Linked DNA regions of Mus musculus: region 1 is linked to region 2. The links are chromatin loops, found by intact Hi-C in ENCODE. Cell type or tissue: left cerebral cortex. All regions are shown on one strand. Each heading gives the region's core, and the rest is flanking DNA. Links, peaks and the distances in the headings are about the cores only.

Region 1 (5,326 bases), core at 245-5,244, 340 kb after region 2:
TATCTATCTATTTATTTTAAATACCAAATTATTATCTCAAGCCATTACTATTTTGATGATGTAAAGAATGAGATTATATGGCCAATTATTTTTGTGTAAGGCCTATAATAATCTGCCTGGGATATAAATCTAGGGTGGCATTGCCTTAATAGGTCTTGTCCAGGCAATCTAGAGCAAATTCTTAAATGTCCAAAGACCGTCTCCTTAAAAGAACAGCATTTTTTCTTATGAGTTGTATGTGTATAAACAATTGCAAAATTGCAAATTCATAGTATCTGAGGGATGAAAAATTTTAAGCTTTGTTAACATTTATTTTTTGCCTTTCTCTTTTTTATTAGATATTTTCTTCATTTACATTTCAAATGCTATCCCCAAAGCCCCCTATCCCCTCCCCTGCCCTGCTCCCCAACCCACTCACTCTTGCTTCCTGGCCCTGGCATTCCCTTGTACTGGGGCATATGATCGTCGGTACTTATTTATTAATTATCTTATTTTAGAAATACCTCTTCAGACCTTTGTTTATTGGTAGAGTTTGAATGTCTATGTCTCTCCTTACAAAGTTCACATATTGAAACATAATCCCCAACATAAAATGGTATGAAGAGGGCAAAGTAAATGTTAATTAGGGGCCTAGAGGGATGGCTCAGCAGTGAAGAGCACTGACTGCTCTTCCAAAGGCTCTGACTTAAATTCCCAGCACCCACATGGCAGCTCACAACTGTCTATAACTCCAGTTCCAGGCGATCACACATCTTCACACAGACATATACGTAGGCAAAGTACCAATGCAAATAAAATACAATCATTAAAAATGTTAATTAGGTTAGAAAACATTAGTACCCTTACAAAAGAGACCCAAGAGAGCTGCCTTTTGTGCCTGGTGAAGACAGAAGGAAGTATACCATTTATGAAACAGCTTGTCTCTTGGTCTTTGACTTTCCCAGTGTCCAAAACTGTAAGTAATACATGTGTTGTTTATAAGGTGTTTTGTTACAGCAAGCAAAACATGGAGAAAATAATTTTAAACAGGTTTCTCTAGCTAATGAACTCGCTTCTTACATGTTTTGAATATTGGCCCTTTATTAGATAAATAGATTACAAGTGCTTTCTCCCCATCCCTGGGTTGTTTCTTCACACTGTTGTCCATTGCCTCAACGCTATCAGTGCTTTTAGTTTGATACACTCCCATAGTTTGGGTTGTGGCCTGTTCTTTTGGATTCATATTAAGGAAACTGCTCATGACAATTTCATAGAGTTTTGCAATCTTTAATCCATTACGTGTGATTTTTATATGATTTAAATAAATAATTCATTTTAATTCTCTCATTATTAGAAATTCAACTGTTGTAATTGATTGAAAAGACTTTATCTGATCAACTTTAATAAAGTCAACTGACCATAATATGTACCAACAGGTGGCACATGCCTTTAATCCCAGCACTCAGTAGGCAGAGGCAAGTGGGTCTCTGTGAGGTTGAGGCCAGCCTAGCCTGCATAGCAAGTTCCAGGACAGCCAGGGCTCCACAGAGAGACCGTGTCTAATAAAGAAAGAAGATAAAACCATTGGTACTATACTTGCCTAGCCCCCGTGTTCTAATATTCAACATCATACAAATTAATAAATGAAGACTTCTATAGGGAAGTCTACCCTCACTTGATACATACTCCAGTGAGGAGCAGTCCTGTCTGCACCTAAATTGTGTCCTTCTATTTGCTTCTCAGTGTAAATTTAAGTATTGATGCTCTGTACCAATTAACACTCTTCTCTAAATGTATTAGACTACTTTAAAATAGCAAACTCTAGACATTCTTGAAAGGCCAAAGCTATAGTGATAAAGAAGAGACCAGCGGCTGCTCTGGGTTTCAGGGTATGAGTCCATCTGAGCACAACGAAGCAACATTGCATGTTAGGAGATGATGGAACTTTCCTGTGTCCCGTAGTTGAGGCTGACCTCGAACTCGTAATTCTCCTGGTTCTAGCTTCTCAGGGTCATCTGCCTCACTACCATGCCTGATTTATTTATTTATTTATTTATTTTATTAATTTAGGGACATTTAAATTTTTTACCTTGATTTATTACATGGGGTGAGGCATGCATTAATGGTCATATGGCAGGCAGGGAAGAGTTTGCTTTCAGGAGTTGGCTCTCTTTCTCCACCACAGATTCATGGGATCAAACATAAGCCATCATACTTGTACAGAGAGAACTGAGCCATCTTGCTGGCCCTGGGAATTTTATAAAAATACTTTTATACCCTATGTTCTGATAACAGTTCCCCTCCCACAACTCCCAGACTCTCACCCAACGCCATGTCCTTTCTATCTCTTTCTCTTTAGAAAACAAACAGGCAAAAAGCAGGAAACAAACCAGAATTAAAAAAAAAAAAAACCTACAAGAAATAGACACACCAAAAAAAGAAAACATAAAAGTCCAGAGTTAGAAGCAATAATATAAAAACAGAGAACCCAGGAAGACAGAACATGCCCAAACAAAGCAACATGCAAAAGACAGTCTATAGAAATACCATTGAGGTCATGTTGTGCTGGCCACTGCTGGTCACCGGGCCCATTCTCAAGTGGGGTAAATATAACTAGTGAGTCTCCATTGAAGAAAACTATTTTTAACATGGCAAGCAGTTGTCAATTGGAGACAGATTCTTGGTTGGGCATGAGAGCCCATGTCTATTTCCCCTTGTCAAAACCGATGCCCCAGTGTAGAGGAATGCTTGGGTGGGGAAGTGGGAGTGGGTGGCTGGGTGGGTGGGGCAAGCACCCTCATAGAAGCAGGGGGAAGGGTAATGGGATAGCGGGTTTCCAGAGGGGAGACTTGGAAAGGGGAAAACATTTGAAATGCAAATAAATAAATAAAATATCCAATTTAAAAAATAAAGTGTAAATACACAAAATGGGGGAAAAGACCAAATTTAAAAAAAAAACAAAAAACAAAAAAACAAGAACCTAGGACCAAGTCCCGGCCCTTGGAAATTATAGGTGAATTATTTTGCCATGTGAACTCTAACCGCACAGATAAATGACTGAAGTCTTGTTGAATGAACATATACCTCAGTAAGTGCTGTAGAGCTACTGCCCCCTGCTGGGCCTTAGCTCCTTTGCTTCTCTCCAGAGATAACAATGTTGATTTCTAGAACTCACAAATTTGTTTCATCCATTTTTGAAAATTATATTCATGGAATCTTACATTTGTGATGAAATAGGTATTCTTTTGTCTTTAGCCTCTTTGATTGAGCATTGTGCTCATGAAATGCATTCATATGGTATCTCAATCATTGCTTCCCTTTGATTGTGCTCTGATAGTTCATTGTATAGCTATAGTTTAAAAATTCATTCTACTTTTGATGGAAATTTTGCTGTCCAATTTGGGAGAATTATATATAATGTGTCTGTAAGGATGGTTGTATTTGGATTTTTGTGCCCATATTTATGCACTTCTTTAAAGTATTTATAGATCTAGAAATAGAATTACTGAGGCATATGGGAACTCCACGTTGAATATTTTAAGGCACTGACAGATTGTTCTCTATGTGCTTGGACTGTTGTACATTTTCCGTAGCACTGGATCAGATTTCCACTTTCTCTGCATCCTTGCTAACACCTGTTATTTTCTGTCTTTTTATTACAGCTGTCTTAGTATGTAGTAATATCTCACTGCAGGTTTTCATTCGTATTAGCCTGACACTTAATATTGAACAGCATTTTATGATCTTTATAGTTATTATGAGATGATCTGTATCCACATCAGTTTCAGATATTGAAGCCTAGTACCTATTACCTCATAACATGAATTTGGAAACAGGGGATTTAAAGAGATGATTAAATAAAAAAATAAGCCCTTGTCCCAGTGAGAGCCAGTAGTTCCCCTGGGGGGGGGATGACACCCCTTGAGCTCTCTCCCTCATAAGGGAGGGGAGGGGGAGAAGGAGAGAGAGAAGGAGACAAGAATCATCAGGACTCTCGCTCCTTTGATCTCTTACTTCTCACTTCTCTCACTCCTCTCTTCTCTCTCCCCTCTCTTTGTCTTCTCTCCTCTCTCCTTTCTCTTTGTCCTCTCCTCTCCTCTCTCCTCTCTCTTACTCTCTTACTCTCTAGACCCCCTCTCTCTTTCTACCTTCTCTCTTTCTCCCTGCATTTCTATAATAAAGCACTTAAACCATAAAAACAAAACAAAAAAAGAATCATCAGGATATGTTGCATACATGTATGGCATCGTCAAAGAATATACTGGGGCCTATCTTAGTCAGGGTTTCTATTCCTGCACAAACATCATGACCAAGAAGCAGTTGGGGAGGAAAGGGTTTATTCAGCTTACACTTCCACATTGCTGTTGACCACCAAAGGAAGTCAGGACTGGAACTCAAGCAGGTCAGGAAGCAGGAGCTGATGCAGAGGCCATGGAGGGATGTTACTTACTGGCTTGCTTCCCCCGGCTTGTTCATCTTGCTTTCTTATAGAACCCAAGACTACCCAACCCAGGGATGGCACCACCCGCAATGGGACTCTCCCCCTTGATCACTAATCGAGAAAATGCCATACAACTGGATCTCATGGAGGCATTTCCTCAACTGAAGTGCCTTTCTCTGTGATAACTCCTGTGTCAAGTTGACACAAAACTAGTCAGTACAGGGCCTTAGGTTGGGGTGTTAGTCCTGCAAGAATGTTTTCATGTTAAGAAAATAAGACCTTCACAATATTATATATATATATATATACATATATATATGTATATATATATGAAATTATCTGAAAACAAATTTAATTGATAAACAATTTCCAGCATACAAGGGAAAGGAACTCGCAAGGCCCCAATCCTACCAAAGGAGTAATTACCAGTGGGTGGCTTGGTAGAAAAACAGTCACTTTTCTTTAAAGGTGTGGTCACTGATAGGTTGTCCAGGCTCCAATGGATGGCCCCACAATCACATGCATATGAGTATCAGTAATCGGGGAGGGAGAGGGAGAGGGAGAGGGAGAGGGGGAGGGGGAGGGGGAGGGGGAGGGGGAGGAGAAGAAGGAGAAGAAGGAGAAGGAGAAGAAGAAGAAGAAGAAGAAGAAGAAGAAGAAGAAGAAGAAGAAGAAGAAGAAGAAGAAGAAGAAGAAGAAGAAGAAGAAGAAGAAGGGAAAGAAGGGGAAGAAGGGGAAGAAGGGGAAGAAGGGGAAGAAGAAGAAGAAGAAGAAGAAGAAGAAGAAGAAGAAGAAGAAGAAGAAGAAGAAGAAGAAGAAGAAGAAGAAGAAGAAGAAGAAGAAGAAGAAGAAGAAGAAGAAGAAGAAGAAGAAGAAGAAGAAGAAGAAGAAGAAGGGGAAGGGGAA
Region 2 (5,326 bases), core at 170-5,169:
AGTAACATAAGTGGAGTTCTTTAGAGGTTGAGTTAGTGAACATCCCTTTAGCTGTGACCAAATATCAATAAGAAACACCTTAGGGATGGAGAGACTGATTCAGTCTCATAGTTGAGGTGGTGAACTTCTTCAGGTTAGGTGTGGAGGCTCACAGTGGTGGCAGTAGAAGAGGAGGCTTTTTGCTCACATCTGACCATCTGAGTGGGTCAGGGAGCCGAGACAGGGCAGGAAATGATTTTAGGCTACAAATCTCAAAGTCTTCTATCAGTGATCCACTTCCTCCAATGAAGGTCTTTCTCCAAAAGATTCTACAACAAATCGTGCAGCCAGCTTAGGTACAAATGTTCAAACCCTCAAACCTATAGGAAACATTTTATAGCAAAGGGTTATGATGCAAAGTTACTTGACTAGGCTGGTAATGAATCCAAGTAATATAGCTCCCCCTCCCAGAGGGTTAGGAGGCTGCATTGCTTGATTTAGACTCTTCAGAGACAGACAAATTACCATGGCCATTCACACCAATTGTATGAATACCCTGCTAACTCCTTTCTGAAGAAAACAGAAGTGAACTAGTAGTCTAGAGGTTACCTTTAATATAACCTCCCCACCCCCAACACTACTCTAGACGTGGCTCTTCACAAATAGGAGAATCCTCCCACCCTGGTTTTTATGAGGACACACAGTATATGCATGCAAAACAGCGATAGCAAATGAACGTTACGCAGAATGAATAGCATCAGTAGAGCAAAGCAGCACTTGGAAAGATGGCCCAGAAATGATCACTATTAATCCTGGATTACTACATTTCCAGATCAAGTAGTCCTTGCCCCTCAAGAAAACATTATATATCCTGTTTTTTAAATCACCGTCATGTCATCTAAGTAAACAAAAATCGATTTCATCTTATACTTTTATGATCTGCTTTATTGTATCATTATGGAGGCATATGATGTATGGCCTCTGGACCCACCGGGGGACAGAGAGGTCTTTAGAATCACACCAAGTGAAGGTGCAAGAGATTAAGGTCAAACTGTATGATTGCTGAAGAAAAAATTTGTCCCTTGGTATCAGTTGGCTTCTTTATTCATCTAAAAAGAGACTGGCCTCCAAGGAGGAGTCTGGCTCCACAGAGATATTTTCTGTTGCAACTGGACAAACAGTAGCCTGTTCAACTCCTGTCTAGAAATTGGTTCAGTGTTCAGCACATTAATCTCTTCATTAATAACTCTTATTTTGGTTATGTGGTGGCTGGAGTTAATTCTAGGGTGTGTGTATGTGTGTGTGTTTGTGTGTGTGTGTGTGTGTGTGTGTGTGTGTGTGTGTGTGTGAGAGAGAGAGAGAGAGAGAGAGACTCTGTAGCTCAAGTTGTTCTGGAATTCACTGTGTAGGTTAGATTGGCTTCTAACTTACAGCAATCCTCCTGCCTCAGCCTCCAGTGTACTAGAATTACAGTTGAGAGCCAACATGTCAGCCTTGAAATCTTCACTTTATAGCCAAACACACATTGACTCATGGCTAGGTCCTACTCTAGGGCATCTATTTTTATGCTCATCATAAGCAGACTTGTCATTCTGTTCCTGATATAGTCAGTCTGGCATAGCTATGGCTACTGTATTTTGCTCCATACCATTTTGATTTTTTTTTTTTTTAGGCAGTCTCATTTACAATCCAGTCTGACCTCAAACTTACGGTCTTCCTGCCTTGCCCTTCAGCATCTGGAGTGCTAGGATTACGAGTGTGCATCACCACACCTAGCTCAGCTACTATATTGTAAGCAACTTCCTTTGTATTCATCTTGAGTTGGCCACAATTTTATTGAAACAGCAATTCAACACAACCGGCCGTGTTTGGAATGTTGCTCATATATCACGAGGTCTTGGGTGAGAGAGCCCACTGACTACCATTCACCATCTATCAGTGTGGCAATTCTTGTTCTAGTTCTAGATGGACTGACTGGATCTTTACCTGCTTCCTCTCTTTTGAAGGCCCTGCCTCCCTGTTATAGGAAGGTTCAAATTTGTAGGAGGGGAAACCATTTGGACAACTTAATGAAATATGGCCTGTCACTACTTGGGGACTAGTCATCAATGCACTTCAGTTTAAAGGAAAACCTACTCACCTTCTTCTTATTCCACCGGACAGGCAAATGCATTCCTTCTTCACATCAACGAATTGATCTGAGTGTCTTTATCTTTTCTCTTCCACAGAGGCATTGCCTATATTAGTAGTTTGCTATGTCAGTCCAATTAGAAACCTAATCGGAGGGCATGAAATAGGTATACTATAAAGAAAATGAATACGTAATTTAGCACACCAATTTGCCATCCTCCACAGGTGGCAAAAGAAGACAAGATTTAGTGAGTGAGTCAGTACAAAAAAGTTGATTACTAACAACACAGCAAACAGCCACAGTACCAGGCTGGGAGTTCCAGTTCACCTGTCCCTGAATTCCACTGCGTGACACTTCGGGAGCAGATGGCAGCTACAGATACTGGGTTTCGCCACAGCTGAGCAACTTGGGCTACAAATTCAGTGCCTTTATATAGCAAGTAGTTAACCAGCCAATCATTCTCCCGCAGGGAGGGAATGTTGGTACGGCAGTCCTGCTGTGGTGTCATGTCAGTAATTTTCCCTTCTCCCCAGTTCCCATCTAGAGCCTTAGGATCCATGGCTGCATATGTTTTCAGGGTCCATGCCAGCATGTCTAATCTGCATTTGAACTTCACACACACACACACACACACACACACACACACACACACACACACACACACACACACATTTCTGAGAGCAGGGACTTTACTTCCTGTAACAAGAGCTGCTCTGACAAGTTGGTGTGAGAGGCAATGAGAGCAAGGATCTTGAATGTGTCATCCTGTAAGCATCCTGGATTTGTAATGCATATGGAAGGTCTCCACGTAGGAAACTTGCTGTCTTCAAGCAAGCTGCAAAGGCAGAGATAGGAAGGCTATTGTCGCTGATCTGGATGCATAAGGGGAATGTAATAGTTCAAGATCCCAAATTCTCCCGTGCAAATCTTTACATCCAAGTGATCCAAGCGCAATTTTTTGAGGCCCTTGATTTTGATGTAGGAAAAGTTCAAGTTATGCTTCCAATTCCATTTCCAATCTGCCTCCTGACCCTGCTTTTCAGCTCAGTCTTACTCTTTTGTGGCAATCTCTTTAGACACAGCTGTAAAAGCTTTCTAGATTTTGGAAGGGTCTTGGGCTGATCCCAGACTGGTTTTTGTTTGTTTGTTTACATTTGTGCTTTTAGGTTTACTGTATCATAACCTAAATTATCAATTTTCAATGTGATAAATTTTACACAATGTGTAATATCCATGTGACAATAATGATAAACGGCTTATGGTCACATCCCACAATCACCTCTCCTTGCTTCAAGCTATTGAACTTCCCAAGAATTACCACGAATCTGACATATCTTACTGCATGTTACTTTTGCGTATTTTCCAGCTTTATGTAAAATGGATCCTATACTGTATAGTCTCTTGTGTCTTACTTGATTAACACACTTTGTAAAACTCACATATTTTGATGATTTTCTGTTTTCTTTGCTATATGATATTTCATTAAGCAATTCTTCCACACTTTATTCAATCAGTCTACTGTCCATGTGGGAAGCTTCAAGTTTTTAAGCTATTATAAATAGTGATGCTACAAACACATATACATTTTTCTGGTGCACTTCTGCTGGATCATTTCCTAGGAGTGAAATTGTTGCTTCATAGGCTGTGAAAAAATTATACACATAAGCTATTGCCATAGTCATCATATCTATGTATATTATATACATATAGTATATATAGGCAGTGTAGGCCAATTCTGATTACTTGCTGTCTTTACAAAGGTATGTTTTCAGGAGTTTTCATTTTAGCAATTAAGATGTAAGGGTGAATGCATTACAATAAATAAGCTTTAATTTCTATTTTCCAAATCCTTACAAATAATGAAAGTGAGAACCCTTTCACTTCATCATTATTTCTTTACACTACCATTTATTTTCAGATTGGCTGGTTGCCCATTTTGCATGTACATAAACCGTTTTGACACATTCTGGATAAAAATTTTGTTGGATAGACATATTCAAATTAAGAGTTCTTTTTTTTTCTTAATGAAAAGAGTTCTTAAGTTTTAATACTGTTCCTTCTTATAGTTGTTGTTTTGTTTTGTTGATCCCATTTGGTATATCCTGTTAAAGAAAGTGTTGCCTCCCACAAAGTCAGTAAAACGTTCCCTATTGGGGGTAGAAGGTCATGTCTGCTTGGGGAGGCCAGAGGACAATCCCAGCTGTCATTTCTCAAGCACTGCCCACCACCTTTTTTGGATACAAGGAACTCTCTCTGGTCTGGAACTTACCAAGTAAGCTGGACTAACTGTACACTGAGCCGCAGACATCCACCTGTCTCTATGTCCCCTGCTGGAATTACAAGCACGTTCCACCAAGCCTGGACTTAACTATGTGAGTTCTATGGATCAAACTCTGGCCCTTGCAAGCATTTAACCAACCGAGTTACTTCCTCAGGCCTCCTCAGGTCTCCTTTTGATTTGAAAACTCTTGACGTATATACCTCACAGCCTTTTCTGACTTTTAGTAGTTGAAAATTCTTCCCTCAGTATAGTATCACTTTTATCATGATTATGTTAACTATGTCTATGTATACTTGTGCATTTTATGTACTTTTGAGCAATTATATGTGCATACCATTTCAATAATCTCTATAGTCCTCCATCAGTTTATTTTTAGCGTACATTAATTATACAAAGTAATGTATTGAGTAATATATTATGACATTTTAATACATGAGTAGACTGTATTTCGATCATATTATTTTTTACATATTCCCAATAGTAGTTCCTAATAGTAGTCTGCTTTTTTTCTATTAAATTCTGCATATGAGAGAAAACATATGGTACTTGTAGTTATGAGACTGGCTTATTCTAATAAGTATGTTATTATCCACTTTCCTGAAGATGATATAATTTTGTATGTTATGGTTGAGTAAAAGCAGTCTCTCTCTCTCCCTCTCTCTCCCTCTCTCTCTCTCTCTCTCTCTCTCTCTCTCTCTCTCTCTCTCCTTCCCTCCCTCCCTCCCTCTCTCTCTCTCTCTCTCTCTCCCTCTCTCTTACACACACACACACACATATAGAGGCCTACTTACTATACAGATCATAGAATTTCTGTCTTAAGCTATATTTTCAATTTGAGTTTAATCTTTAGGACAATTTGTAGAGAGCAGATGCCTTGTAATAGTAAGCCTTCCTCCTTTTGTGAATGTCCCTTCCCTCAGTCTTAGTAGCTGAGT

The links. A loop is a pair of places that touch in the nucleus more often than their neighbours do. Peaks named below come from ENCODE experiments on the same cell type or tissue, not always from the same donor. Only the 100,000 strongest peaks of a DNase experiment are listed, where the experiment ranks them.
Region 1: it touches region 2 in a loop (10-fold over the local background); 12 of 42 quality-filtered maps call a loop at or near these places.

What each region holds. Positions count from the first base shown.
Region 1 is chrX:139,759,661-139,764,986 of GRCm38, forward strand. No RefSeq gene overlaps it. Among named protein-coding and RNA genes, the nearest start is that of Ripply1, 20 kb to the right of the region's middle. In left cerebral cortex, for the core only: a CTCF peak has its summit at 3,102 (motif pointing left); DNase peaks (open chromatin) are centred at 3,092 and 3,537.
Region 2 is chrX:139,417,583-139,422,908 of GRCm38, forward strand. No RefSeq gene overlaps it. Among named protein-coding and RNA genes, the nearest start is that of Radx, 60 kb to the right of the region's middle. In left cerebral cortex, for the core only: no CTCF peak of the experiment used is centred there; a DNase peak (open chromatin) is centred at 2,554.